Regions from separate parts of the Homo sapiens genome. Here region 2 is linked to region 1. A link is a loop called in an ENCODE intact Hi-C map of the cell type or tissue named here. Cell type or tissue: heart right ventricle. All regions are shown on one strand.

What was found. Hi-C counts contacts between places; a loop is a spot of excess contacts. Peaks named below come from ENCODE experiments on the same cell type or tissue, not always from the same donor. Only the 100,000 strongest peaks of a DNase experiment are listed, where the experiment ranks them.
Region 2: a loop joins it to region 1, with 9 times the contacts of the local background. A loop is called at or near these places in 1 of 110 quality-filtered maps.

What each region holds. Positions count from the first base shown.
Region 1 is chr3:14,913,012-14,915,511 of GRCh38, reverse strand. The region is part of intron 11 of FGD5 (FYVE, RhoGEF and PH domain containing 5); the gene reads right to left. Among named protein-coding and RNA genes, the nearest start is that of NR2C2, 33 kb to the left of the region's middle. RefSeq lists enhancers at 1-743, 744-1,566. In heart right ventricle, a CTCF peak has its summit at 1,168 (motif pointing right); no DNase peak of the experiment used is centred here.
Region 2 is chr3:14,438,674-14,441,173 of GRCh38, reverse strand. All of the region lies in intron 2 of SLC6A6 (solute carrier family 6 member 6), which reads right to left. Among named protein-coding and RNA genes, the nearest start is that of SLC6A6, 37 kb to the right of the region's middle. RefSeq lists an enhancer at 1,277-1,777. In heart right ventricle, no CTCF peak of the experiment used is centred here; a DNase peak (open chromatin) is centred at 1,513; H3K27ac peaks cover 2,500 bases; H3K27me3 peaks cover 556 bases.

The DNA of each region.
Region 1 (2,500 bases):
ACATAAACCAGAGTGAGCCCTGGACACATGGCACCAGTGTGAACCAAGGCAAGTCCTCTACACATGATGCTGACATGAACCAAGGAGAGCCACGCAGGCATGGAGGAAAACATAAAGTAGGGATGTGTAAGGATGGAACAAGACACTGCATGTGAAAAGTCAGAATGAATACTTCTTTTCCCTGGATAGACAGAGCCTGCTGAGGGAACAGAATGAGTTTTCCCACAGCTAGCTCTTCTCAGGACTCCAAGGTTCCAGCCATGGCAATGCAGGAGACTTGGCCCACCAATGACCCCCTCCATGGGACCTCAGGAACCCCTCCCTCTCTCCGGGCCTTGCTGTGTCCCAGTAGAGTTGGAGTAGGTGGGGGTTGGGGCACTGTCCTGTAGGGGCCAGGTATGGAATGCTTCAGGCCTCCGCCTCCAGCCCTCAACTCTGCTGCTGTGCAAAGCAGCCACAGACAACCCATGATGGAATGCATGTGGCTGTGTTCCCACAGAACTTTATCAACAAAAATCGGTGTCTGGCTGGCTTTGGCCTGCAGCTCTAGTTTGTGAAGCCCTGTTCTTGCCCTGCCTTCTAAGAGTGACAGGCACTACAGTGCATTGACACCGATTCTGCACCAGGCGCTGGACCAAAACCCTGACTTCACTCCCACAGTCCTAACGTGCACTCCCACAGTCCTAACGCACAGGCACCATGATCATCATCCTCATTGCCAAGAGGGAGAAACTGAGGCCCAGAGAGGCCAGAGGCCATGCCTGAGGTCACAGCTAGCAGGTAGTGGAGCCAGGGGTATGGCTTGATGAGTGTCCCTCCAGTGTGCTCGGGAGGGAATGTCAGGGCTGCTCTCACAGTGAACCTGTGCACAGGTTCATGAACCTTGCCCATGAACCCTCCCAGACCCAGGGAACTGACCTATGTCACTAGGGAGAGCAGCCCCAGCCTCTCTGTGATGGCCCCTCAAGTTCCTGCTGCCATGGCAACTGCCATGAGCACCCCGAGGTCTCCTTCGCCTTTCGGGACCAGGCTACGTCCTAATTTGCCCATGGCTCTCCTGCCTGCTTCAAAGTATATGCTTTACAGCCCCAGCTTGGAGGAAGGAGGAAGAGCCCATCATGAATGGGTAGGGGGGCTTCCCACTGTAAGAAGCCACCAGGGGGCAGCCCCACCTGCAGCTCAAGGACGTCGCTGCCTGGTAGACACTTTCCGCAGTCTAACAACACTGCTGGGCGTGGGCGCCCAGATGCCCCAACTCTGTTCTGCAGTTCAGATTATTTTCTGAAACTGGCACCTTTGAGGAAGAAAAATTCTTCCTAAGTGTGTTTGTTCACCATGGCACTCCCTGGCTTGAGCACCTGTCGGGCCGCCCTCCTCCCATGTATCCCTCCATTAGAGAGTTATCAACACTGCTCAGTGGAAGGGCTGCGCTGAGCCAGAGGAAGAAGAGGACCCAGCTTCAGACTGTGGGGCTGATGGCCTAATCACAGCAGGGTAATCAGAGGGATGCAGGCCTATCCCTGAGGGAAGGAGATGTTCTGATAAAGGGCCATGCCAGACGGGGGGAGTGTGGGGAAGAAGAGAAGCAGGGCTAGAGGAGGAGGAGGGAGAGGGGAAACGGGGGTGGTGGCTAGGCTTCCATAGAAGGTGCTATCTGAGCTTGGCTTGAAGGGGAGGAGCTGGCACCCTTCTCAAAGAGCTTCAGGTGTGTGAGGGCCAGTGAGCCAAGACCAGGGACAGATGAAGTGGAGGACGAGGTGAGGACAGATTGGGGAAAGCCAGGCTGTTGTGTCTGTTCCTGGCATTCAAGGTCCCTGGGAGAGGTGCAGAGATCAGAGGGGCATGGCCAGAGGAGGTGGCCAGATGCAAATGGCTGAGGGGCCAAGACAGAGCTCTGCCCTGTGCCATCTGCCGCCTCACTGCTTCCCTTGTTTTAAAGATCAGGGAGCTGAGGCTCGGGGAGGTAATGGGATGTGCTCATGGGTCTCACACCAGTAGCTGTCAGAGCTGGGGTCTGCATCTGGGGTCTGCATCTGGTCTGTCTGCCTCCCCATTGCCATCCGGTATGGCCTCCCTTTTGCGTCCTGAAGAGGGGGAATTCACGGGGACCCAACTCCCTGCAGGGCTGTGCTGGGGCAGGGAGCTGATGAGATCTATAGCTCTAGATAGAGAGGGAGGACCTGTGTCCCATGGAACAACTGTCAGCGGGAAGGGAGAAACTGTTACAACTACTATCAGATAAGCGGCTTCTACCTGCCAGGCATGTAATTAAATGCCAGGAATTTAATTCTCAAAACCACCCAGTCTTTCCACTTTCCTGGGGGGAGACTTGAGGCTCGCACATGTCTGTGAGTTGTCTAAGGGTCACAGAAGTAGTAAGTGTACCATGGAGCAGGATCTAACCAGCTCTGTCTGGCTCATTACCTGCCCCTACATTTGGGGATTTCTCTCAATGGAGAGAATTTTTTTTTTTTTTGAGATGGAATCTCACTCTGTCGCC
Region 2 (2,500 bases), 470 kb after region 1:
GGAGCTGGGGTCTGCTTCACTGCGGCTACCCTGAGAGTCCCGGCTCTGCCCTCTGGGCACACAGACCCACTTGCCACACTAATATTCGAGAACCCTCTAGAAACATGGAGGAGGAGCAACTGGGGTTCCCCAAGTCCCTTTGCTCTAGGCTCTGATTTCCTACAAAATGAAGCCTCCACCCCCTTCCACACTCAGGACCCCATCGTCCCACCACCTGGGGCTGAGCCAGGATGGGGGTGGGGGTTTTCAACAGGGCAGAGTGGGGACCTGTCACGTGCCTGGCATGGTGGGGGTCTCCCAACTCCTCATTTCTAAGGTGCACCCACCTCTCCACCTGTGGGGGCTGCAGTCACAGGTCCACCTGCCTTGAAGAACACACAGCCAGCAGCCCTGCCCCTGAAGAAGCCCATTCCAGCAAGACCCGCCTGTACATTCCTGGCATCCACCCACAGCTCTCTATCGCCATGGCAACCACGAGCTACAGGCCCCTCAGCCCTTGCACTGGCATCTGTGGCAGCCTCCTCACAGGTCTCCCTGCTGCTACTCTGCCCGCCCCTGATCTATTCTCAATGCAGCAGCTGAAGGCAGATTAAAAAGCAGAATCAGGTCCTCATGCCCCCGCCCAACCCTTTGCTCACCCCTAGAAGAAAACACAGGCTCCTCACCATTGCCCACCAGGTCCCAGCACATGCCCCTGCCGACCCTCTGGCCCCATCTTCCCTCTCCCCTTCTCCTTGGGACACGGGCCACACAGAACTGCTTTAGTCCCTCCTACTGCTCAGGCTCAGTCCCCTCTGAACCTTCCCCACTGGCTGTTGGAGCCGCAGTATAAAAAGCCCCCTGGCTCCCTGCCAGCTGCCCCAGGCACCCTGGCCCCTACAGGGACCAGAATATAAGCCTCAACCCAGAAGCTGAAAGTCACTTCCCCAAACAGGTGACCTAAGGCAAGTCACTCAACCCCACTAGTCTTCAGTGTCCTCATCTGTAAAATGGGGTAACTGTACCTTCCCTGTGGGAGTGTTGTGAGGGTTAAATGAGGGGGGGTGCACAGGAGGTGCTTAGAACAAGATGTGGCACACACTCCATGCACAGCAACTACATTATGACTTGAGACTATCTCCTCTTACTACCGCTATCACTACTATCCAGTCCACCCCTGGCCTTGGGGTATATAAAGCCTTCATCCTCCCCAGGGTGAGATCAATAAGGCCCAGAGATGACAAGAGACGCCCTGAGGTCACTCCGCTGGGAGTAACAGTGACCGTGATGTATCCAAACCCTTAGGAGCTTAGCCTCCACTGTCCCTCTGCGGCTCAGTCTGACCTCAGAGGACACCCTCCAGGGAGTCCCCGGAGTATCTCTGTGCACCTCTGCAAACTTGCAATTAGGCCAGTCACCCCAGCTTCCTCACACACACACAAGTGGTCACCCCGCTGCGCAGTGAGTACTCAGGAGCGAGTCCTCCTCCACAGGCGTCCCTGCACCCGCCGACAAGGGCTGTTTTCCTTGGCACTGGGCCCAGGGTTATTTTGCAGCAGCCGAGATACATAATTCCCCATTTTAAGAGCTTCCTCTTTGGTTATTACAGCTACAAGTGATTAGAATTGACTGATACAGAGGCTATGGGATGAAGCCTCTCCCTGTGCCCAGCTAAACATTCTCCTTGTCTCTGTGTTCCAGAGGTGACAGCCAGAGCCAGCTGTGCCTGAAACCAACTGCAGATCACCTGGTCAGATTTGACACACACGCAGGCAGGTGCAGCCCCGTGCCAGCGATGCCATGGCTTGCCACAATATCCCTTTGCTGTCTCCCTGTTTAATATTAAGATTTGTGAGGACTTATTCTGGGGGCTGAGCTGTTTATGAACACAGTTTCCTATTCTCCAACACTCCTATTGTGGAAGAGACTTTGGTAGTTTATAGATAAAGGAAGCTGAGGCTCACGCAGGGAAGCGAGCAGCCTGGCTGAGGCTACACACACGGGTGGAAAGGAGAGAGAGGCTCAAGGCCAGAGTTCCCACCTGGCCACCTGGGCCTCCGGCACCGAGCAAAGCTTAGAAAGAGGTCTCTGCACTGCTTGCAAATGGGGACCCCTATATCTTGCTCTGCATCCCTCCCGGTGCCCTGAGCACCAGCCAGCTGGGCTTTGAGTTGAGTTGCAGATGCTGCCTCCCCCAGCATCTACCACCTCAGTCCAAGGCTCTGGGGAAAGTCAAGCCCTTGCCTCTATTTTTCCTGGGCAACCTTCCCAGAGGCTCGAGAGTTCTCTGCACCTGCCCTGCCGTCCTGCAGACCCTGCACTTCTCAATTTAACAACCAGTGTCCTACATGTCTCTTTCTGGTGGAGAACAATGATTTAAATCTCATATTGTCAATGGCATAACCACTCAGGAGCTTCTGCCATGCTTTTAGGAAGAGGCCAGGTCCTTGTCTGTTTCCTATTTTGCCTGCTTCTCCCATCCCAAACTGCCTAGCACATACCTGGCCTTTAAGAAGGATCT